Linked DNA regions of Homo sapiens: region 2 is linked to region 1. The links are chromatin contacts, found by Hi-C or POLR2A ChIA-PET in ENCODE. All regions are on one chromosome and are shown on one strand. The core of a region is the stretch at or near the end of the contact, and the rest is flanking DNA. Distances in the headings are between cores, read along the strand shown. Region 1 has its middle 26 kb from the start of DYM-AS1. Region 2 overlaps DYM (dymeclin).

Region 1 (3,991 bases), core at 79-2,578:
ACTTTGGGAGGCCCAGACGGGTGGATCACTTGAGGTCAGGAGTTCGAGACCAGCTTGGCCAACATGGTAAAACCCTGTCTCTACGAAAAATACAAAAATTAGCTGGGTGGGCTGGCACATACTTGTAGTCCCAACTACTCGGGAGGCTGAGGCACAAGAATCGCTTGAACCTGGTAGGTGGAGGTTGCAGTGAGCGGAGATCGAGCCACTGCACTCCAGCCAGGGCGACAGAGCAAGACTCTGTCTCAAAAAAAAAAAGTCATGAAACCAGAAAGTCAAATGGTGGTTGCCAGGGACCGGGGGGTAGGGAAGAGGAGTTGTTTAATGGGAACAGAGTTTCAGTTTGGTGAGATGAGAAAGTTCTGGTGAGATGAGAAAGTTCTGGAGATTTGTCACATGGCAAGGTGAACAAAGTTAACACCACTGAACTGAACACTTAAAAATGGTTATGAAGGTAAATTTTATATTATGTGCTTTTTACCGCAATTAAAAACAAAAATAAATATAAACTGACCAATGAACAAATTATAAAATCTTATTTTAGTGGATAGCCTGTGTTTGCTTGTTTAGGGGCTTAGAGCTCTATTTTTACTGATACACACACTGACTTCATTATATTTTCAAAACCCAACAAGCAGGTCACCTCCATTCTCATCGGCCAGCACCTTCTCCCACCGCAGCCCTGTTCTAGCATCCCACGGCCTCTCGAGATCTTACGTCTTCCCCAGCACCCTGGAAGGGCCCTGGGCAGAGCACAGGGCTAAGACCTGATGCCTGGCCGAGGGTCTTGGAGCCTGAGGACTGTTGGCTCCTGCAGGACAGGCAGCTCTGCTCAAGCCAGGAGAGGAATGTCAGAGCCCAGAGGGTGCCCAGGGCCCCTGAGACGCTTGCCAAAAGGGAAAAGCTCAGCAGCTGGTCAGGGAGGGGACGCTGGGCAGGAGTCCCTTGGCTCTCAACCTTGGCTGCACACTAGAATCTCACGGTTACATCAGAATCAGGATATTTTAAAGCACCCTAGGTGGTTCCAGCATGGAGCCGAGGCTGAGAACCACTGCTCTAGAGAATGGGATGGAAGGGTGTCCCCACGGGGCTCAGGACTGGGCCTGTTGTCAGTGGGAGGTCTGGCTCGGGGCCAGGACACCCTCCCAGCCTCCACCCCAAGGCTGGTGAGCGCAGCTCTCAGCCGCACCTGACCTTAGTCAAGAACTGGCAGGCAGGCACCAAGGGTCCCGCCTGGAATTCCAAGGCAGTCACGCATTCCCCACCACCCTGGGAGCCAGGGGTGTTACATCATGTCCAGGGCCCTGAGTCACTACGGATGTCTCTCCTGATGGCCACAGAAAAGCAAGCACCCAGCAGGAGGGAGGAAGCTGTGAGCACAGCCCCACGCCCACGTCCCCTCTCAGAGCAGCCCCATAAACAGGACCAAGCTATTTTAGGGGAAGAAGATCAAATGTGGGGATCAGTTCCCCCAGCTACTTTTGACTCAGTCCTTCAGGCTATTTCTGTGAGGGCGCAGGCTGGTGTCACCCCGCGTCACCAAGCACTCTGGGCCTGAAATTAAATGTGTCTGCTGGAAGAATGAGTGTGAATTCCTATAGGATAGATGGTTGCCTGGCAACACAGTGTCACGGCCAAAACATGGGCCAGGGCAGGATGGGCGCGGGAGACACTCAGGTTTGCAAAGTGCCAACTCAAGCCTGTGACAGTCTCAAGGGTCTCTGAGACTCAAGAAACTGATATTTGCCCAGGACGCCTGTGGACCTTTAATCACAACGAAAGAGGGTAGAGTGTGGAGCTGAGCCTTGTGCCTCTGGACACATTACAGCCTGGGCCTCTACCAGGACCCAGCACCGAATTATGATCAGTAATTCTGTATTATTTTCCTGAAGGAGACACTCTTGCAAATTGTGTAAGCTTCAGGGCCCCTCAAAACCTGGAGAATCTTCTGACCCCTTTCCATACCAAAAGAAAAACTTCTACGTGTGAGTATCCAGATAAATTTTATGTAAAATAAACACCCCGGCAATGGAAGGCTCATGGACCAAAGCTTTGGTCAAACACTCAGTTAAAATCAGTTCTGGGTAAATAATTGGGAACTGGCAGGAACTTTAAAATCCACCTAGCTCGTCCCTTTTCTAAGAGAGGGAAATGCAGCTCTGAGAGGTAAGGCGGCGCTGCCCCCCTTAGAGGGTTTTCAGCAGCGCCTCCCATCTCTGCAGGTCCCTGGAGCTGGCAAGAAGGGGAATTGACCTATGATTAGTTTTGAAAACGTGCCTGGGAGGTGAAAGACACAGGGTGCAATGTGGCATTTTTATTATTCTTGTGATGTCATCACTTTGAGAAGCTTATCTATACACACATCTCCCCACCCAAACAACAAAGTCAGCTTCAAAAAAGAAAGCCCTGAAGCAAGCTGTTTGTTTCATGAGTTGCTTAGCAAGCCAGAGGCATCTGCTCTCCAGATTCTAAAACTGTAGGTGTCGTGGGCCGCAGAGGCTCCCAGGTCTTGCTGGCCCTGGCCTGCCCTCCCCAGGGCAGCCAGGCCGCAGCAGTGTCTGGGGGGGTAGGGTCAGTTCAGGGTGGTGCCCAGGAGGAGGAGAAGGCCTAAGCCAAGACAAGCCTCAAAGCCTCCTCTTCTCTAGCGCTGGCCCTGCCCCACTGACTTCCAGAAACCTCTGCCAGCCTCCCTGCCTTTGCTCCCAATTCACCCGTCCTCCAGAAGTGAGACCTGGAAAGAATTGCAGAGGTCATTCCATTGTAGCAGCTTTTCAGGTGGAGCCTTGAGGCTCTGATGTGCTCGGGGTCTGCGGACCATGGGCTGCTGACCTCTCATGCATGCTTGGGGGTTTTTTGGGTTTTTGTTGTTGGTTTTTTTTTTTTTCTGAGTCAGGGTCTCACTCTGTCACCCAGGCTGGAGTGCAGTGGTGTGATCTCAGCTCACTGCAACCTCCGCCTTCTGGGTTCAAGTGATTCTCTTGCCTTAGCCTCCTGAGTAGCTGGGATTACAGGCGCCTGCCACCGCGCCCGGCTAATTTTTGTACTTTTAGTAGAGACGGGGTTTCACCATGTTGGCCAGGCTGGTCTCAAACTCCTGACCTCAGGTGATCCACCCGCCTCGGCCTCCCAAAGTACTGGGATTACAGGTGTGAGCCACCGTGCCTGGCCACCCTTGTGTTTTTCTGAATCACCAGTCTTTTCTCCTGAAATATCACTGCCCTAGGTCCTGTTCCTGTGGGGATTGGCTGGGCCAGTGGTTTTCAAAATGTGGCTCCTAGACCAGCAGCCTCAGCCTTGTCTGGAAACTTCTGAAACAAGCAAATTCTCAGGTCCCACCCCAGACACCTGCTGGTTGGGAACTCCGGGGCTGTGACCAGCCTTCTGTGTTAACAAGCACCTCAGGCGATTCTGAGGCACCTACAGCTTGGGCACCTTTCTCTAGACAGAAGCTCTATGAAAGCAGGGAGCCACCTGCCTTATCCGCTGCCACTTCAGCAGGGCTCCTGGAAGATGGTGGCTGCTCAATACGTGTTTGTTGAGTGACTATCCTAGACCCAAGCTAGAGCTGCTGAAACTGGGTGTGTGGGAGACCTTATGGACATCTGCATTTCAGCAGGCCTTCCAGGGGAGCGGGTGATGAGGGGCTGCGAACACCATGAAGGGGCAAAGGGCCCCAGTTCCTCTGGCTGGGGTGTTTGCTGGGCCTGAAAGCAGAACAGGCAGCTGACTTCGGGAATAGGAGCTCCTCTATTCTCACGCTGTCTTTATTCAACCAACCTCTTTTATAGAAATGGTCCTCTTGGTTTCTAGGACACGAAGCTACTGAATAATCAAGAAATGAAAGATGGGTCCATCACAAACCAGACAATTGCTTGGGACTCCGAGGACGTCCTGTCGGCAGTTCTCAATGCAGAGGAACCCATGTGGATGCGTGGCTTGCGCCTAGGCTGATCCCCGGCCTGGCTCCAGGCGGGCATCACTGTCTGCCCTG
Region 2 (4,017 bases), core at 1,259-3,758, 96 kb before region 1:
GCACTGTTTACTGTGTGCCTGGGATGTAATAGTGGAAAGAGATGCACTTCGTGGAGAAGGTGGGGGAAGTGCTGTATTTGAAGAAGGCATTTACATCTGTTTGATAGATGTATTCCTGAAGCAGTCTCACAATATAAAACTCATACTTCAAGACTAATTATCCCATAAGAAAAAGATGTAAAGAAGATCCTTTGGGGAATGCATGAATGTACAGCATTGCAGCTTACTTTTACTTTACTGTTCTTTTTAGTTTTTTCTTCATTAGCTCTAATTTTTTAGAGTGCTTTCACCTAAATTACCAACACAGGAGGTCATAGTGGATATTTGGCCTTCATAGTGTTTTGTCACAGTTCACGTCTGTTCCAGTGTTGTTACTGTTTTTGGGGGCTATGTTTTTCAGCACTATCACTAGAACCACTGCTTAATGAATGCTTGAGAGATATTGTTGTAGGATATAAAAATATTTTCAATTATAATAACAGAGTTTGTAAAATAACAGCACATTAGTCATCATAATCATTTACTGAAGTTCCACTGTACATAAACAACAGGGAGATTCACACGGTACTGTGCAAAGATGGCAAATGTTCTGTTTATCAGCCAAAGTGGCACCACCATGTGGTAATAGCATAAAAACAGGTTAGAGTTCACTGGGCCCTCCAGCTTGGATGTGTTCCTATTCCAGATAATTTTTTTAAATATAGAGAATTCATATTGTTTCCATTTTTACATAAAGTAAGACCTTGGTTTGTTGGTTGGTTTGGGGGTATTTTTGTGGGATTTTTTTGAACTATTTCAAATTTATGTAAACTATACCATGTGAACCAGTACAAAAAAATCTATGAAGATTAAAGTGGCTACTCCCAGGAAGTGATGGATCTTGGTGTGTAAGCTCAGTCAAGAACAAAGTAGAAATATCGAGGCTGCCAAAAAAGGACACTGCAATGGAGTCTGGGGAAGGTTAATCTTGTAGTTCACTGTAATACTTACCTTAAAGCAAAATGAATTACAGTGTGCAGGCTAAGTGCTGGAATGTTAATATTTGTTCATTTATTATACTATATTCAAAAATAAAATGTCATTTATATTTGAGACAGTGACATATAAACAAAAATGTAACTCTTTTCGTTTTTCAGAATTATGGCTAAATAGAGAAAATAATTGATCTATGGTGGGTCCCAGGCAAGTTGACTCTGATTTAGAGCAAGATCCTATTGAGGCCAAGGTCATGGGTAAATTTCTTAAGAGGGCCAGTTAATTTGGTTCTGGAACATAGCAAGAAGTTGTACTCCTGACCTCAGCTTGCCAACTCACTTCATGGTTGCAAAAGGATAGAAGATGGATGATTCAGTTTAAAAACAAAACAAAAAAAAAAAAACACTATCACCAGTACTAGAAAAGATTACATTTACTAAAATTACATTTACCCACAGATGGTGAGTCATCCTAGTTGGTTTAAATGATAGCATATTATTACCACAGATGTTACTAGAAATAAAAGGCTGTTTATCCTTACAATCAAGCCTTATCTCAATTATTTTAATCATCTTTTTGGATTGAGTGTTTATAATAAAATGAGTCACTTAAAATCTCTAGAGTTTAATTCACAGAATACCACGGTATCTAAAGTTGATTCAAAATTCAAGCTGTGTTGAGTAATGTTTACATGATACTACATGACAGCACATTATAGTCTTTGGAGTAGTTTACTAATATATACTGATAAAATAATTGTCGGGTGTGTAATAATAGTTTCATACATGATATTGATGTAAAAGAGTTGGTTTCAAATTGGAAATGCTGTCTTAATAAGCCCTCTATGAAAATGTGGAATAATATATACTAATTGATTTGTTGTTTCTTAAAATATATAAATTAAACACTTAGAAACTCAGAATTCTTTACTACTACCTTCTGGGTTGTTAAGAGGATCACAGCGCCCCTTACTCATGAAAAATTCACCAGCTAATGTCAGCTGAAGCCGATGAGCCAAAAGTTTTAGAACTTTCCCTTGCATTGTAGAATTGAAGCCAACTTTGTAGAAGTAGTATTCTTCCAATTTTGGGCAAGTAAACAGTAAGATCTGGAAGCCCATGGAAGAGTAATTGACTTCCAACCAAATAAAATATTTTTCAATCAAATATTATTTGACATAGCCTTCTAAAATATTTGTGTAATATCCTATGTGGGAATGCATACTATTTGGATAAATCTGTCTATATAGTTAAACAACTTGGCTGTTCAGAGTAAATAGTATTAATATCATTCTAAACATTCTCTTCTTACTGGTATTCTGTGAAGTCTGGGAAAGGCAATACCAGGTAATTATTTTTTCCGGAGCCTCCTGCTTAAACAGAGACCTAAAGAACAGGCTCTGAAATCCTGAGTCACTTATTTCTCCTTTAGGATTTGGAAGGAAATAAATAAAGTTAGTATGTCCTCTGGGAGCCGACTTAGAAGCCGCAGCTCAAAGCTCTCACTGTCTGTATCCACAACAGGGCATGTTCCTGGCTCGCATTTTGCTTACTGTGGAGCAATTTGAATGTCATGGTGATGGGTCAGAATTCTTCCAGATCCGTGCGTGTTCTCATACCACTACCACCTCAGATTTTATTATGTTGGGCTCTCAAGTCCCCTCTTTTCTTCAGTTTAGTGAATTATCTATGTCATTTGAGGATTAAGAATTTTACTGTATTTAGTGTTTGAAAACTAGGTAGTGCTTTTCAAGGGGAATTAACCAGAAGATAACTTATCTTTTAGTGTAAATAAGAAAGTGTGGAATAATATGTTATTGACATTAACCAAACTTCATTTACTCAAGACACTTGATAAGTCATAGGAATTAAAAGTAATTACCAGTTTCACACTAAATGATTTTTAAAGCCTTTATTTTATATCCACTTTTTAGAATACTTTCATGGTTGTTTTTAGTTGCATAAAGAAAAATATAAAAAATCATATCAACTAACTTGCTTAAAACCTTTCACTTTGCTCCTATTCAGGGGTCTCTTCCCTATCTCACCCTAAGCATCTTTCGTTTCTTTGTCAGTTCTCTATCCCCAGAGCAGATTCCTGAGTGCTGTACTGGGAGGGCCCCTTGGGGTCCCACAGGAACAACCCCCATGTGTCCACAGTCACTCTCTTCTGCCTCCCCACACATCCACACTCCTCGTGTATCTCTACCTGTGGAAATATGAATAGCCAGCATCCTCCCTCTAACTCAAAAGTACTGTTAGATCCCAAACCCTAGAAATTCTCATTTCTCAAGTCATTCCTTTCCCTCCACGTTGCCGCCCTCCCATGTGGCTGCTCCACATTTCTCCCACAGTCTATTGCTATAAACTCCTAATTGGGGTCTCCACTTCCACATCCTTCTTCCTCCCCAGGTGTTCTTAGCCCTGTTGCCACCCTTACACCCTGCTCTGATCCAGCACACAAGGCACTTCATGGCCTAACTCCTGACTTAAGTTGTGTTCTTTTTCCTCCTACGGATCCTGTGCTCCAACGCTGTCAGCCGCTGGCCGATCGTCAGGTGGACAGAGTCCTTGCATGCCAGGCCTTTGTGTATGCAGCTTCTGGGTTCTCACAGTTTCATGGCTTGTCTGTCAGGTGAGCCGATCATGCTCCCCGCTTTCTATGAAGCCCACTCTGATTCACCCACGCACACTCGGTGGTTTTCTCCACATTCCTATGGCACACGTATGTCCCTCCATTATAGCAAAACCATCCCCCAGCACACCCATCTCATTCAATACATATTCGTGGGGTAAATTAACTTCACCCTGCCTCTGGATTCCTATTTCTCTCCTTCTTCTCAGCCAAAATCTTGATTTCTCCTTTGGTCCTTCAACTCTCCTTATTCACTGCACAGCATTAGTGCAGAACATTAAAGGAGGGACTCCCAGTGAGGAGTGAGGCTTTTCTCCATGGCTTGCTGTCCCAAGGACCTCTCAGCCCAGGCTCTCTGGTGGAAGACTAAGGGTCTCTTACCGCTAAGCTTTCCCTGCTAGTTGGTTT

The links. Hi-C counts contacts between places; a loop is a spot of excess contacts on that map. ChIA-PET counts read pairs that join two places held with the same protein, here RNA polymerase II (POLR2A). Pooled maps may share reads with other maps.
Region 2: a loop to region 1 is called in a map of MCF 10A, with 23 times the contacts of the local background. The contact joins two enhancer-like sites. A Hi-C loop is called at or near these places in 1 of 168 maps with a recorded cell type or tissue (MCF 10A) and 1 of 50 pooled maps. POLR2A ChIA-PET finds 5 or more read pairs at or near these places in 2 of 52 experiments (PC-3 and PC-9).

What each region holds. Positions count from the first base shown.
Region 1 is chr18:48,995,613-48,999,603 of GRCh38, reverse strand. No RefSeq gene overlaps it. Among named protein-coding and RNA genes, the nearest start is that of DYM-AS1, 26 kb to the left of the region's middle. RefSeq lists enhancers at 2,390-3,088, 3,446-3,991. Within about 2 kb of position 1,328, at least 24 of the 41 ENCODE cell types and tissues checked have a DNase peak (open chromatin) inside an H3K27ac peak, as active enhancers do; they include PC-9, where a contact is called at or near this core.
Region 2 is chr18:49,092,809-49,096,825 of GRCh38, reverse strand. All of the region lies in intron 17 of DYM (dymeclin), which reads left to right. Among named protein-coding and RNA genes, the nearest start is that of MIR4744, 45 kb to the right of the region's middle. Within about 2 kb of position 2,508, at least 3 of the 41 ENCODE cell types and tissues checked have a DNase peak (open chromatin) inside an H3K27ac peak, as active enhancers do; they include PC-9, where a contact is called at or near this core.